Regions from separate parts of the Homo sapiens genome. Here region 2 is linked to region 1. The links are chromatin loops, found by intact Hi-C in ENCODE. Cell type or tissue: mammary epithelial cell. All regions are shown on one strand.

What was found. A loop is a pair of places that touch in the nucleus more often than their neighbours do. Peaks named below come from ENCODE experiments on the same cell type or tissue, not always from the same donor. Only the 100,000 strongest peaks of a DNase experiment are listed, where the experiment ranks them.
Region 2: it touches region 1 in a loop (16-fold over the local background); 11 of 110 quality-filtered maps call a loop at or near these places.

Annotation. Positions count from the first base shown.
Region 1 is chr22:20,881,245-20,889,244 of GRCh38, forward strand. It overlaps SNAP29 (synaptosome associated protein 29), which reads left to right. Exons shown (of 5, transcript NM_004782.4): 4 at 2,227-2,325; 5 at 6,435-8,000. The coding sequence ends at 6,592. Among named protein-coding and RNA genes, the nearest start is that of SNAP29, 26 kb to the left of the region's middle. RefSeq lists an enhancer at 4,527-5,027. In mammary epithelial cell, a CTCF peak has its summit at 4,436 (motif pointing right); DNase peaks (open chromatin) are centred at 4,587 and 4,697; H3K4me3 peaks cover 135 bases; H3K27ac peaks cover 648 bases.
Region 2 is chr22:20,800,915-20,808,914 of GRCh38, forward strand. It overlaps PI4KA (phosphatidylinositol 4-kinase alpha), which reads right to left. Exons shown (of 55, transcript NM_058004.4): 10 at 6,448-6,544; 11 at 4,060-4,251; 12 at 3,386-3,486; 13 at 2,277-2,406; 14 at 1,059-1,191. Among named protein-coding and RNA genes, the nearest start is that of SERPIND1, 31 kb to the left of the region's middle. In mammary epithelial cell, a CTCF peak has its summit at 3,212 (motif pointing right); a DNase peak (open chromatin) is centred at 6,677.

The sequences.
Region 1 (8,000 bases):
GCCCCAGCTGCTGGCATCACCCATGCTAGCCAAAGGGCCTTAGGGACCCCGCATGCTCTTGCGGAGCTGGGGGTGTGCATTATGGTGGGGCTCCTCCTTCTCTCCCTCCCTCCCTCCATGGAGAGGAGAACAAGGAAGTGAGGGCCTGCATTCCATTGAAAATGAGCCTGCCCGGCCAGCCTGGTGCAGTAACACACGCCTGTAATCCCAGCACTTTGGGAGGCCAAGCTGGGTGAATCACCTGAGGTCAGGAGTTTGTGACCAGCCTTACTAATAACGTGGTGAAACCCTGTCTCTACTAAATACAAAAAAATTAGCCAAATGTGGTGGCACATGCCTCTAATCCAAGCTACTTGGGAGGCTTGGACAGGAGAATCACTTGTATCTGGGAGGCGGAGGTTGCAGTGAGCTGAGATCACGCCACTGCACTATAGCCTGGGCAACAAGAGTGAAACTCTGTCTCAAAAAAGAAAATGAGCGTGCCCATCATTGGTTCCTGCCTGTGTCATTCTCAATTGTTCCAGCAGTAAAAAGCCAACTGCAGAAAAACCCCTTGGTAAATAGAATACTGGCCCCTCAAAGCTGTCCACGTCCTAATCCCCAGACCCCGTGAGTGTGTTAGGTTATATGGCAAAGGTGGAATTACAGTTGCAGATGGAGTTACAATTGCTAATCAGCAAGATGGGGAGATTATCCTGGGTTGTCCAGTTGGGTCCAGTGTCATCACAAAGGTCCCTTTTAAGTGGAAAGAGAAGCAGGAGAGAGAGCAGCAGAGTCAGAGATCTGAAGATGCTGCTGGCCTTGAAGATAGAGAAAGGGGCCCACCTGCCAAGGTACACGGGTGAACTGTAGAAACTGCAAAAGGCGAGGAATTAGATTCTTCCCAAGAGCTCCAGAAGGAGTGCAACCCTGAGGACACCCCGACTCAGCCCAGTGAGACCCATGTTGGACTTCTGACCTCCAGAACCGTAAGACAAGTTTGTGGTCATTTGTCACAGCATCAGTGAGGGACTAATACAGCCTCCAGCCCAAGCAGAAGGAGCAGCAGCCACATGGACAAGGTGTGCAAGACAGTGTTGATCGAATCATTCCACTTCTATCAAGTGATAGGCCCAGAAACATCCCTTATCTGGAAAGGAATTTAGGGCTCCTGGGGCCTCCTCCATAGGCCCCCACAATAGCCAGGTACATTGAAATTGGTGCTAGAAACCAAAGGCTTACTGTGCTGCCTTCAAGAAAACGATACACCATGGAAGCTCTGGAACCCACCATGGTTGTGGTTGATGCAGCTGAGGAGAGCCCAGATGGAGGAAGAGCGGGGAGCAGGAGAGACTAACATCATCAGCACAGTTCATTCTGGAAAGGCAAGTGGAGGAAGTGAGTGTAAATTGAAAGGCAAGGGCTGGGAAAACCGGCCTCATCACACCCTGGAGAAGGGGCACAGGACACTGCACCCAAGACACAATTTTAAGGAATTAAAGAGAGTTTTTATTTGTGCAGTATATATTAACTTAAAAGACTGAAGAAAAAATCGACACAGTTTGCAGAATGGTTTCAGTTGGTTGGTGCTGGAGGAAATGTGCTAAGTCTAGAAAGTGAAGTTTCCCTGAAAGAGATAAACCGGGATGACAGGGCTTTTCCGTGTGCGTTTAGAAACTGAAGTTCATTCAAGCCAAGAAAGATAATTTTAAAAAAGAAGAAACTAAAAGTTCAAGGAAGATTTCTTGTGGCAAATGTGCATTATTTAACATTTCTTTTTTTTTTTTTTGCGTATTTGTTTCAAGTGCAAAGATAGTGTAGAAATAAATTTCAGAAAGAAACGAAATTACCCATAATTCCATTTATGTAACGTAACAATTTGTATTTTTATACTTTGTCCACAGACTGTGTAGTTTTGCATTATTGCAGTTCCACTTCTGTATTGTCACTTGTGTGACTCTGTCTTTCCTGAGCTTGTGCACCAGGAGTTAGGTGACCCTTAATTTGAGGGTGTTTGATCTCCCAAGTACTGAGGGAAAGTGAGAACCCTCTCCTACCCCGTGGAAGCGTCTCTTCTTCTGGCCCATGAGCCTGCGCTGTGCTCCTCCCTCATCCCTCTGGATAGCCTCAGAACCAACCCCTTCGTTCCTTCCACCCATTTTCCAGATGAAATTGTTTTGGGTGTGTGAAGCAGCATTTGAAGGAATGTCAATTAACCGCTCTCCTGGTGTTTCCTTCTAAACTTAGACCCTGTCCCCAGAGGGGCTGGTTCTGCCATGAGTACTGATGCTTACCCAAAGAACCCACACCTTCGAGCCTATCACCAGAAGATCGACAGCAACCTAGGTAAGACTGAGCACCACACCAGCTTCTGTAAGCCACTGTCCTTCAGGCAGCTTACGCCAAGCATAGCCCCTGCATGAGCATCCTCCAGCTTCAGTTCCCTCACCACACATCACATCCCACGCCAAGCTGGGTCCATCTTGCCACCTCACTGTCTCTGGAATCTCTCCACTTCTCACCATTTCCTACTTCTAGCCCAGCCGAGCCCTCCCCACCTCTCACTTTCATGAACAGCACCAGGGACCCAGGAGTCCCTGAGAGGCCATAAAGTATAGCCTGGACGTGACCGCTCACTTCATCCTTCCCACCTGGCCACTCAGAGCCCTGTTTTCCTCCTTGTGAAATGGGCTACCTCTGAGAACAGTGGAAAGGTTACCTGAGCCAGAAAGTGCCTGGGATGGTAAGAGTTAGTGCTCGTGTTGCAATTGGCACTTTGGCCACACAGCCTCCAGCATGATGTTTCAAAACGGAAGGGTGTGCAGGGGGCCGGGCGCAGTGGCTCACGCCTGCAATCCCAGCACTTTGGGAGGCCAAGGCGGGTGGATCACCCGAGGTCAGGAGTTCAAGACCAGCCTGACCAACATGGTGAAACCCTGTCTCTACTAAAAATACAAAAATTAGCCGGGCGTGGTGGCAGGCGCCTGTAATCCCAGCTATCGGGTGGCTGAGGCAGGAGAATCACTTGAACCCGGGAGGCAGAGGTTGCAGTGAGCCAAGATCGCACCATTGCACTCCAACCTGGGCAACAAGAGCGAAACTCCACCTAAAAAAAAAAAAAAAGAAGAAGTGAAGGGTATATTCTTCCAGAACTCTCTCATGGAACCCCACACACTCACAGTGCAGTCCAGGCTCTCTTTGGCTGCCCTAGTCCCTTCTGCCCTCATCACCTGCAGGCTCGTGTGGGATTTCTGATGTGAGTTCTTTCTGCCTCGTGGCCCCTATCTGCCTGGATGGGCTCCCCCGACTCTCTGTAGGCTGGCTCCTTCTCTTTCTGTCAGTCTTGCATTAGTATGGCCTCCTCTCCCTGTCTCTCAGGACCCTTGTGTTTCCAGGGGGCTGCCCTGGCCGTTTGTGATTGTGTATCTGCTGGTTTGCCTGCTGTCTTCCCAATCAGACTGTAGATTCCAGGACAGCATGGGAGTGTTTCCATTTTGTCACTACTTTGTATCTGGGGCCCAGCAGGCAAGCACTTAGTGATTATGTTTTGTTTTGTTTTGTTTTGTTTTGAGACAGAGTTTTGCTTTTGTTGCCCAGGCTGCAGTGCAATGGTGCAATCTCAGCTCACTGCAACCGCTGCCTCCTGGGTTCAAGCGATTCTCCTGCCTCGGCCTCCCGAGTAGCTGGAATTACAGACATGCACCACCATGCTCAGCTAATTTTGTATTTTTAGTAGAGATGAGGTTTCTCCTTGTTGGTCAGGCTGGTCTCGAACTCCCGACCTCAGGTGACCCGCCTGTCTCGGCCTCCCAAAGTGCTGGGATTATAGGTGTGAGCCACTGCGCCCTAGCCAGTGATTATTTTTTGAATGGAAAAGTCAGTTACTTGAAATTCAAGTAGGTGTTGGCCTGTGGGCAGTTCTGTGAGTTTATTCTAAGTAGTGTCTCAGACTTGCTGCCTCCTCCTACCGCTACTCCCTGAGCAGAAATCTCCCCCGTGGTGACCTGGGTCACCCTGTCAGTCTCCCACCCCCTGTTAGGAGTTGGCAAAGTGTAGGGGACAAATAATAAAATCCTCCCCTGCTGTAAAGGTATCTAGTGGAAGGCAAAACTGAAACCCATGAAGATGCACATGGAGTGTCTGTGCACGGGTTTTCTCCTGCTTGCTGTCTGGGAAGCCCCAGACAGCTGCCACCTCCTTCTATGCCCTGGACTCTGTCCTCCAGAGCCAAAGACTTATCTGAGGCAGAAGGTGTGTCTGCCCAGATCTAACCACTCCAGAGAAGCCCAGAGAGGCGTGAAAGCCCTTTGTCCTTCACTGCGAGAAAGGGAGAGGTTAGGGCTAGTGGTATGGTTGGTGCCTGCTGGCAGAAGTGGGAGAAGGGACTTTGAGGAAGGATACTGCATTCAGAGGCAGGAAGAAGTGCTGAGTACTGCCCGCCACTAGGAGGTGCTGAGGGTGCACAGTTGGCACTGTGGACGAGCAGCTGGGCAGTTACCGGCAGGACGCAGTCTAGAGTAGGAGGTGGGCCTGGGCAGAAGGGCGAGTGGCTAGTTCAGAGCTCAGCCCTCTGGCCCTGCTGACACAGGCCAGGCCGGTCCACTCTGGTGGGGCAGGGAGTGTTGCCTTTGTTCACACTCTTCCCGTCTTAACACTATCTCCCTGCTATTTCAGGATCTCAGGCAAGCTCTCTGGACTCCAGCGCCCTGGCCTGGTGGTTTTACATTATCACACATTTTATCTCAGCCTCTCTGTTTGCTTATCCTTTGCTGCCCTGGCTGCCAGTGAGCTTCCTCCTGAGGCCTGAGGCAACCACAGGCTCTGCTCTCCATGGAGCACGAGGCCATGAATTTTAGTAAGCTTAAGAAGCAAAGAGCTGAAGACTTATCTTTTTTTTTTTTTTAATTTTAATTATACTGTTTTTCTCTTTCTTTTCTTTTCTTTTTTAGAAATGGAGTCTCGCTTTGTTGCCCAGGCTAGTCTCCAACTTCTGGGCTCAAGTGATCCTCCCACCTCAGCCTCCCAGAGTGCTGGGATTACAAGCATGAGCCACTGTGCCTGACTTGAAGACAATCTTTTTATTTTTATATTTTTTAATTTCTTTCTGAGAGTTTTACTCTGTCGCCCAGGCTAGAGTGCAGTGGCACAATCTCAGCTCACTGCAGCCTCTGCCTGCTGGGTTCAAGTGATTCTCATGCCTCAGCCTCCCGAGTAGCTGGGATTACAAGGTGTGCACCACCATGCCCAGCTAATTTTTGTATTTTTAGTAGAGACGGGGTTTCACCATGTTAGCCAGGATGGTCTCGATCTCCTGACCTCAAGTGATCCACCCACCTCGGCCTCCCAAAGTGCTGGGATTACAGGCATGAGCCACCACACTCAGCCTATCTTTTTATTTCATTTTTTGAGACGGAGTCTTGCTCTGTCGCCCAGGTTGGAGTGCAGTGCATTGATCTCAGCTTACTGCAACCTCCTCCTCTCAGGTTCAAGTGATTCTCTTGCCTCAGCCTCCCGAGTAGCAGGGAATACAGGCATGCACCACCACATCTGGCTAATTTTTATATTTTTTAGTAGAGATGGGGTTTCACCATGTTGGCCAAGCTGGCCTCAAAATCCCGACCTCATACGATCCACCCACCTCAGCCTCTCAAAGTGCTGGGATTACAGGCATGAGCCATTGTACCCGGCCAAAACTACCTTTTTAAAAAAACTGATTTTGGCCGGGCGCGGTGGCTCACGCCTGTAATCCTAGCACTTTGGGAGGCCAAGACGGGCGGATCACAAGGTAAGGAGTTCGAGACCAGCCTGGCCAATATGGTGAAACCCTATCTCTACTAAAAATACAAAAAAAATTAGTCGGGTGTGGTGGCGTGTGCCTGTAGTCCCAGCTACTCAGGAGGCTGAGGCAGAAGAATTGCTTGAACCCAGGAGACGGAGGTTGCAGTGAGCCGAGATCATGGCACTGCACTCCAGCCTGGACAAAAGAGCAAAATGCTGTCTCAAAAAAAAAAAAAACAAAAAACTGATTTTGCTTAGATTTGTGGTACCAGTGCTAAGCCTTTGTGTATCCTGATCCTTTTTCTCTTAGTGTTTTATATTTAATCTTGCAAGTAAGAAGGCTTACAAAGCACCACCTCTTCTCTCTCCTCTCTGGCTCTTTCCTGGCTGCTGTTCCTAGTAAAAAGGCAGAAAGCAGCCCTGGGCATATCTCCCTACCCCCAGCGTGCACAAACACACACACACATACACACACACACACACAGTCACAAACCTGGGAAAAGGCTTTACTCTTCACCCTGACAGAATCAATTAAGTCAAGACTCATCTCTGCAGTGGGTGCAGTCCCCCCAGGCAACACAGATCCCTGTCTCTCCCACTTACCCACACCATCAAGAAGCATTTGCAGGTGCCGTGACTGTTTGCTCATGCCTGCGTGTCATTTCCTCCTCCTGCAGATGAGCTGTCCATGGGACTGGGTCGTCTGAAGGACATAGCCCTGGGGATGCAGACAGAAATTGAGGAGCAAGATGACATTCTTGACCGGCTGACAACCAAAGTGGACAAGTTAGATGTCAACATAAAAAGCACAGAAAGAAAAGTTCGACAACTCTGAAGACAGACGGATTTCCACTCTATTGTGATGAAAAGATTTGAAAGATCTTTTTTTGAACTTCCAAGAAATTTCATTTACTATTTTAGTATGTAAATTAATGTGTGTTTGCAAATGTTATAATAGAGTAGGTCTTAAGACATTTTTGCTGTTATAAGGAAGTGTTTGTCCCACATTTTCCTAGGGTTAACACCTCACCAAGTTCTTCCAGCAAAATGCTTATTAGAGTTTTTGTCTGAGCACAGTAGCCTGGCCCTGCATATCTTGGGCGTTTGATTACCATGCTGGAATAAGAAGAGTTGCATTTCTCATTTTAATGAGCATATGGAAAGATGGGAACAGAATTTCAGTCTTGCAGCCATGAGCCTCTATTTCTCATTCCTAAGCCTTACCATGAGTCAGAGTGTTAAGGGGGCCTGTGAACCAGTCGTTTGGTGGAGGAGGGTCCTTCCCACACCTTTGTTTAGGAGTCATCATTCACACACACACACACACACACACACACACACACACACACACACACTCTCTGAGCACATTATCTGTGATTCTTTCATCCTCCCAGAAAGGATCAGTGTTAGAATGGGAAATAGAGTGTGCCATCTTGCTCTTTTGTTGGCAGATGTCCCCGCTTCCCTCCAGCCCCCCATCCTTGGCATGTATATTAGTAGGAGGGCTTCACACCAGCACTGCTCACTGCGACTCCTGGAAATGTGTGGGGAATTGGGTGAGCCCCTCTTCCCCACGTGCTCCCATCTGTAACTCTCCATCTGTGATTTGCAACAGGTCTTCCACTGGCTCGAGGCTGCGAGGCTGACCGACAGGGGCGCCCAATAGAGTTTGTGGGAATGGAGTATTGCACAGATGCAGCTGCACAATGGTCTTCCTCCACCCCTCTGGGAATCACCATTAGGCAGGCCTCAGTAGGGCAAAATGTTTATTTGGTACCGGGGGTCTCCTGACCTGTCTAGCATTCCCACCCACTCTTCTGCACTTCTTGCAAGGTAACTTGAATCATCACTTATTTCTCTGCCACCTGGTTTTAGGACTGGCACTCTATAAATGACGCTGACTTTGTATAGAAGGATTTTGCTAAGGGGGCAAAAAGCCCAGATACCATTTTAACTGGCCCAGTTCATTTTCTCCTTTCATTTTACAAAAGAAATCATGCAGAAGCATCAATTAAAACTGATTTATTTATGTTGGTACATCCAACAAAATAGTTGGAGCCACAAGGCCCTTGTCTTTTTAAAAAAACAAAATATTTTGAAGATGGTGAAAGTGACTGATTTTAATAATGAGATAGGTCACTTAAAATAACAGTGCCTTTGACCTTAAAACATGGCACTGGCCCATGTGACCTTTGCCATTTCCCAGTACTTCCCTTTACAGTCTGCAGCCTATAAACAGTGGT
Region 2 (8,000 bases), 80 kb before region 1:
AGTTTTGCTCTTGTTGCCCAGGCTGGAGTGCAATGGTACAATCTCGGCTCACCGCAACCTCCGCCTCCCGGGTTCAAGTGATTCTCCTGCCTCAGCCTCCCGAGTAGCTGGGATTACAGGCACGTGCCACCACGCCCGGCTAATTTTTTGTATTTGTAGTAGAGACAGGGTTTCACCATATTGGCCAGGCTGGTCTCGAACTCCTGACCTCATGATCCACCTGCCTCGGCCTCCCAAGTAGCTGGGATTACAGGCTTGAGCCACCACACCAGGCCTCTTATTATGTTTATGATCAGGAAAAGAAAAGAAGTAACAAGAAATAATTCCTCTTTATAGATCAAGTGTAGGTTTAAAATAATCAGAAACAAGCTTTAAAAAAGTATAAATGCAGCCAGGCACGGTGGCTCACGCTTGTAATCCCAGCACTTTGGGAGGCTGAGGCAGGCGGATCACGAGGTCACAAGTTTGAGACCAGTCTGGCCAACATAGTGAAATCCCATCTCTACTAAAAATATAAAAAATTAGCCAAGAATGGTGGTGTGTGCCTGTAATCCCAGCTACCTGGGAGGCTGAGGCAGGAGAATTGCATGAACCCAGGAGGCAGAGGTTGCTGTGAGCTGAGATTGCGCCATTGCACTCCCGCCCCAGGCAACAGTGCAAGACTGTATAAAAAAAAATGTATAAATGGGGTGGGTGCAGTGGCTCACACCTGTAATCCCAGCACTTTGGGAGACCAAGGCAGGTGGATCACCTGAGGTCAGGAGTTCGAGACCAGCCTGGCCAACGTGGTGCAACCCCATCTCTACTAAAAATACAAAAATTAGCTGGGCGTGGTGGTGGGCGCCTGTAATCCCAGCTACTCGGGGGAGGCTGAGGCAGGAAAATAGCTTGAACCCAGGAGGCAGAGGTAGCAGTGAGCCGAGATTGTGCCACTGCATTCCAGCCTGGGCAACAGAGCGAGACTCAATCTCAAAAAAGAAGTATAAATGTCTCTTATTTTGTAATAACCCGCTTGTCTGGAGCACTGCTGTCTACTCGCCACTTGCCCAGCTTCCCACCTGCAGATGTTGTCAATAGCGATGTCTCGGAGCTGCTCGTACATGGAGGGCTGGCTCTTCTTACCCGACATGACGTTCAGGGTTGACTCGGAATGCTCATTGGTCACACTGATTTTTATATCATTGCCAGCAACTGAAAGTAAAAAATTCAAATATATACCTAGTTAGGCCTATCATTTTCCATCACCTTCTTTGTAATTCAAAAACCAAGATAATATGCTGATCATTTATAAAAGCAAAATGATCACTCTAAAAACATCTGACCAAATATTTCAGAAAGAGAAGAGTCTAAGAGCAACAGGAAATAATATGTTTAAATCAAAAGGAAGAATATTCAAGTTAGAAAGTGATAAATACAGAAAACTACCAATTTCTCAATCAACTGTTCAAAAGTACTGATGACCAACCACCAAAGGCAGCTCTGAGGGCGACTGAGGCATGGCCCTGTGCTTGGAGTTACCTCACTAATATGTACAAAGCCTGGTGAGGGTTAGGGATGCTTGCGGGAGCAGGGGCCTTAGAGCCTGAGAGAACCCTCCCCACTACGGGGTTCAGGGAAGTCTTGTTTTTTGTTTGTTTTTGAGATAGGGTCTTGCTCTGTCACCCAGGCCGGAATGCAGTGGCGCTATCACAGCTCACTGCATCCTCAACCTCCTGGGCTCAAGCCATCCTACAACTTCAGCCTCCTGAGTAGCTAGGACTACAGGTGAGCGCCATCACGCCTGGCTAAATCTTTAAACTGCTCTGACTTTAAGTCTTCATCTGAAGGGGAAGATAAAAACAGCCACCTTCATGAGACTGTGGGTAAGAGGGTGATACTACATCAGAGACACTAGCACACAGCAGGTGTTTAATTAATTAATGTTAATTATTGTTTCATCATATGTGGAAACATCATAATCCATTCTCGCAGGGGTAGCAGGGACTGGGCCCCTGGCTAAGTGTTTGGGGCACACAGGATTTGCATTTCAGACTTCCACAGTGAAAGATGTCAAAAAGAAAACAGGACTTGAAGGGGCCTTTGGTGTAACAGGAATACAGGATGAGAGAAGGCCGGGGAAGAAAGGCCTGGAGCTTGGAGGGGACGCAAAGGGAAAGACAGAAGGAAAGGTGTGGCGAAGGAATGCACCCAGGTACAGTCATGAAACCTGTGTGAGGCTCACACACAGTCACAGAGCCCCTTTCTCAGGGCCTGAAGGGCACATAGTCTGTTATTACCTGTGTGGTACTGACTGTGGTACTTGTAGAGCTTCACCAGAACTGGGGACGGGATGACCAGGAAGTCTCGCAAGGACGGTGTCACAGAGTGCACCACCACCGGGAACCTCTCGCACAGGCGGCCCAAACCCTGCAACACACCATCAACCTGTCACATGGCCTGTGGTATGGGACCATCTGAGTAGGCCCTGAGCAGGGAGGTGCTCAACCCTTCAGTACCCAAGTCTGACCCAAAACTTCGAAGGTCAAAGCTCCCACAGGCCACCTGCCCAGGACATAAAAAGATGGAAGCGATGGTGCTGACTCTCCTCCACCTATAGGGGACATCAACTACTATTTTTTTGTTTTGTTTTTGAGACAGGGTCTCGCTGTCGCCCAGGCTGGAGTGCAGTGGCACGATCATGGCTTACTGCAGCCTTGACTTACTGGGCTTAAGCAATCCTCCCACCTCAGCCTCCTGAGTAGCTGGGACTGTAGGCACACACCATCATCCCTAACTAATTCTAATTTTTTAAATTTTTTGTGCAGACGGAGTCTCACTATGTTGCCCAGGTTGGGCTCAAGCGATCCTCCCACCTCTGCCTCCCAAAGTATCGGGATTACAGGAGTGAGCAACCGTACCTGGCCAGGGGATATAGATTGTTAAAGTGTGCTCATCTCTTTTGGAAGCATACTAAAGAAGAAAGGGACAAAATATAATTTTTAAACAATGGCAGGTGTGGAGTCAGTGGGATTGTGACAAGGTTAAGAGTCTCGGCAGAGCAGAGCTAGCACTGTGGGTGTCAGGAGACATCCCCTTGCGTGGCCCCATGGCACATGTCCACAGTCCTTCCCCCACAGGCCTTGGGAATGGCCCCCAGCCTCACAACAACGGAGAACTGAAGCCAGCTGCACCCATATGCCACTGACAGAAAGCCCTGGCATCCTGCAGGGGGCAGCCCACACTCAGTGATGAACTGTGCACAGCACGCACTGGTTAAAGCTCCTAAAGACAGAACCGGCAGGGTCTCCGCTGCTGGTGTGCCCACCACAGCCTGAACAGCAACAGCGTGACAAGAGGGAGGCCCTACAGGTGGGATCTGAGCCTCTCTGGGTTCAGGGAGACTGACCTGCAGACAGCAGATCAGCAGGGGCAAGTGAGCAATAATGACTTTGCTGGACGTCTTGGACTGCAGCTTCTCAGATAGCTTGATGCAAAGGTTTTCTGCACCTTAATTCAAAACCAGAAGAGGAGATGAGTGATCAGCACAGGCCAGTCTTTCTAACACACTTATCCACCAAGTAAGCACAGAATTTAATAAAACCCCAGAGACATACTTTAGGCAGGGCTTATTCATACTGAGAGGTCACACAGTGTGTGACACTCTCTCTCTCTTCTCCGCTGGCCCTAAGCCCCCTTGTCCCCGCAGTGTTCATTCCACAGAAAACTTCCCATTCTACTCCTCCCCCAGAAAAACACTTCACCTGAAGGCACTGAGCTTCCATGTCACCACAGAAAAGCCTAAAGAACCAGCAAGATGCAGCAGAGAGCATACACAGGCCCTGAGGCCACGGGCATCCCCATCCTCCCAGGTCCAGTGCCCTCCATGCAGGACAGGACACCAGACGTGCAGAGCACAGCAGGGGCTAATGCTCCACTCTGCACGTGCCCAGGAGGCCTACTGCAACTGCCTGTGCTGGTAACAGAGCCAAGTGTTCTAGAAGTAGTTTGGGGAAACTTGTGGCAAGAAAGCCTCTGGGTCATGCCTGGAGCTCACATGAGAGGCAAGGCAGTCTGTCTCACCCTGCTCGTCCTTCACAGCCCACACCATGAGGTCCACACAGGCAGCATTCGCCTGACAGCGCAGTTTGAGGGGGCTCAGCTCATTGTGGATCCGGTCTGCGTCATGTAGAATCTTCTGGAGCTCCCCCTGGCTCGTGTTGAACTGCTCCAGCACAAAATCATGGATCTCCTTCACAAAAGAGGTCGGGAGGTCTGTAGGAAAGAGTGTGGCATCACAGCTGGGAACAAAACTACAGTAGAACACAGGCAGTGCTAGCAGCGGCTACAGTCTTCCCCTTTTAACAAAAACCCCAGAAAAGTAGCATTTGCTACTGGCCACTGTGGGTCCTAGAATGCCCACTGGAAAGAAGTTGGATAGGAATTGCACAGCTGTCCTCCACGTGCACACAACCTGGCAATCAGAGGAAATGATCATTTCCCAGGGATGTTACAGCCATGCTTTGTTTTAAGCAGTCAACGTACTAAAACCTGAATACATGAAACATATAAATTGGGAAGTATCGTTGCTGGAACTACTTCCACTGACAATATGAGATACTTCTGTGATTTTTTTTTCTTTTAAGAAAGAGGTTGTCAGGGCCAGGCGCGGTGGCTCACGCCTGTAATCTCAGCAACTTGGGAGGCCGAGGCGGGCAGATCATGAGGTCAGGAGATCGAGACCATCCTGGCTAACACGGTGAAACCCCATCTCTAATAAAAATACAAAAAATTAGCCGGGCGTGGTGGTGGGCGCCTGTAGTCCCAGCTACTCGGGAGGCTGAGGCAGGAGAATGGCGTCAACCCGGGAGGCGGAGCTTGCAGTGAGCCAAGATCGTGCCACTGCATTCCAGCGTGGGCGACAGAGCGAGACTCCCATCTCAAAAAAAAAAAAAAAAAGAAAGAAAAAGGTTGTCAGATAAGGGCAAAAACTGGTTGCAGCCTTGAGAAGAGAATTATCTGGATCTTCAGAGCACTCACCCTGAGTTTGAGAGACTTTTCAAACTCTCATCCCCAGGGCCTGGAAAATTCAGGAGAACCACCATGATGCACGCACAAGTCAGCCCAGCCAAGGCAGCCAGCAACACACAGCAGGGGTGGTGGGGAGGGCAGGGGTAATCCCTGATGCCCCTTCTTAGGGAGTTTCAACCCTTGCCGTGGCCCAGATGACTCAGCTTCTGAGGAATGTTCAGAATCAGATTAGGAAAGTGGTTACTAAATTTTGGTATACCTTCCTGACAAAATATTATGTGCTCATCAAAACTTAAGCTTACGAAGAACACTCAACAGTGTGAGGGGAGAGCATAGGAAAAACATTTTGTAAAATGCATAAAAGATTGTTTCCTCACTTCTGGGAAAAACAAAATTCATGAAAGAGGGACTAGAAGAAAATGCTAAATTGTTGTGTGTGCATGTTAACTATTAAGCTATTGTCTCAGGTTGGGTGCAGTGGCTAACACCTGTAATCCCAGCACTTTGGGAGGCCAAGGTGGGTGGATCATTTGAGGCCAGGAGTTCAAGACCAGCCTGGCCAACATGGTAAAACCCCATCTCTACTAAAAATACAAAAATTAGGCAGACGTGGTGGCACATGCCTGTAATCCCAGCTACTTGGGAGGCTGAGGCACGAGAGAATTGCTTGAGCCTGGGAGGCAGAAGTTGCAGTGACCCCAGATCATGCCAATGCACTCCAGCCTGGGCGACAGGGAAAGACTCTGTCTGAAAAAAAAAGCTAGTACCTCTACATTAACAGATTACATGTATTACAAGTACTTCATTTTCTTTTTTTTAATGTTTTTGAGATGGAGTCTTACTCTGTCACATAGGCTGGAGTGCAGTGGCACGATCTGGGCTCACTGCAACCTCCGCCTCCCAAGTTCAAGCGATTCTCCTGCCTCAGCCTCCTGTGTAGCTGGGATTACAGGTGCATGCCACTGCGCCTGGCTAATTTCTTTTGTATTTTTAGTAGAGACAGGGTTTCACCCTGTTTGGCAAGGCTGGTCTCGAACTCCTGACCTTAAGTGATCAGCCCACCTTGTCCTCCCAAAGTGCTGGGATTATACGCATAAGCCACTGTGCCTGGCCTCTTTTTTAATTTTTTAAACTATCTAAATGGATATGTAAAACTGTATCTGTCCTTAGGACAATATAACATGCACATTTTAGATAAACACCTTAGGAAATAAACTCAGCAAAGGAGCCATCATCGATGGTACCGGGGTTGCAGGATCATGGACAGATTTTTTAAATTTGCTTTTTTCCCAAAATTTCAGTAACATGACCACTTTGCTCATATGTGTTTTTCAGTGGCCCCAGCAGAAAGTGAGTACCAGTCTGCAACCACTAGCATGCGACAGTGGCCTGGGAGCCAGTCTTGCTGTACTCACAAACACATGGGCAAACTGTCCTCACCCTTCATGTAGTACAGAGTGTCACGCAGCATCTTGAACATGGTCAGGTAGAGAGGGTCACTGAAGGAAGTGTAGTAGAGATCAGCACTGGGGTTGGCCTGCAGGGAAGGCAGACACACATGACTATAGAACAGAAATGCCCTTCTGCCCACCCTTTGCCTTCACAGCAAGGCCCAGCGGAATGGTGATTCGTGACTTAGCATTCTAAATGAAGCAACTGTTTATCATGACTCATCACTTGGACACTCTACTGTCTTCATCCTCTTAAGCATCAGACCAAGGAAAACAGGAGGCTCATGCAGTCCAGAGATGCCTGCGGGGGAGCAGCCATCTGCACCCTAGTAGGAAGAACCTCCTTGCTGTGGCTGAAGCTCACCATCTTTGGCCATCATTGGCCCAGACAGGGACATGGGAAGTGGTGAAGGAGGAAGACTGACAAAGGCCACCAGAGTAAGGGATCCACACTGTCCATCATCCCAAGGATACAAATTACAGCCAGGACACCTTCAGATACAACTTATGTTTTGTAATTAAAACTCATTTTAAATTATTCTTTAGGAATCTATTTGAAATGTAGCACTATTCTTCTTCTGAAAAAAAAAAAAAAATTCACACAAGGTCTAATGAGTTAAGAAAGATAATAGTCCAGCCCGGGTGTGGTGGCTCACGCCTGTAATCCCAGCATTTGGGGAGGCCAAGGAGGGTGGATCACCTGAGGTCGGGAGTTTGAGACCAGCCTGACCAACATGGAGAAACCCTGTCTCTACTAAAAATACAAAATTAGCTGGGCGTGGTGGTACATGACTGTAATCCCAGCTACTTGGGAGGCTGAGGCAGGAGAATTGCTTGAACCTGAAAGGCAGAGGTTGTGGTGAGCAGAGATCGCGCCATTGCACTCCAGCCTGGGCAACAAGAACAAAACTCTGTCTCAAAAAAAAAAAAAGGCTGGGTGCAGTGGCTCTCGCCTGTAATCCCAGCACTTTGGGAGGCCAAGGCGGGTGGATCACGAGATCAGGAGTTCAGGAGTTCAAGACCAGCCTGTCCAACATGGTGACACCCTGTCTCTTCTAAAAATACAAAAAATTAGCCGGGCGTGGTGGCGTGCACCTGTAATCCCAGCTACTAAGGAGGCTGAGGCAGAATTGCTTTGACCTGGGAGGCGGAGCTTGCAGTGAGCCAAGATCACGCCACTGCACTCCAGCCTGGGTGACAGAGTGAGACTCCGTCTCAAAAAAAAAAAAAAAAAGATAACAGTCCTTAACTTCTATATACTCCTAGTTGAGTAGGATGGAAAATTATGGTTTATCATAACTCGTTTTTTTCATTTTTTTTTTTAGAGATAGGGTCTCACTCTGTACCCCAGGCTGGAATGCAGTGGTATGATCACAGCTCACTGCAGCCTTGAACTCCTGGGCTCAAGTGATCCTCCTGCCTCAGCCTCCTGAGTAGCAGGGACTACAGGCATGTACCACCATGCCCAGCTAATATTATAATTCTTGACAAGTATAAAAGTGGTCTGCAAATATAGCAAATCTTTAAGGCGCCAGAAGTTGG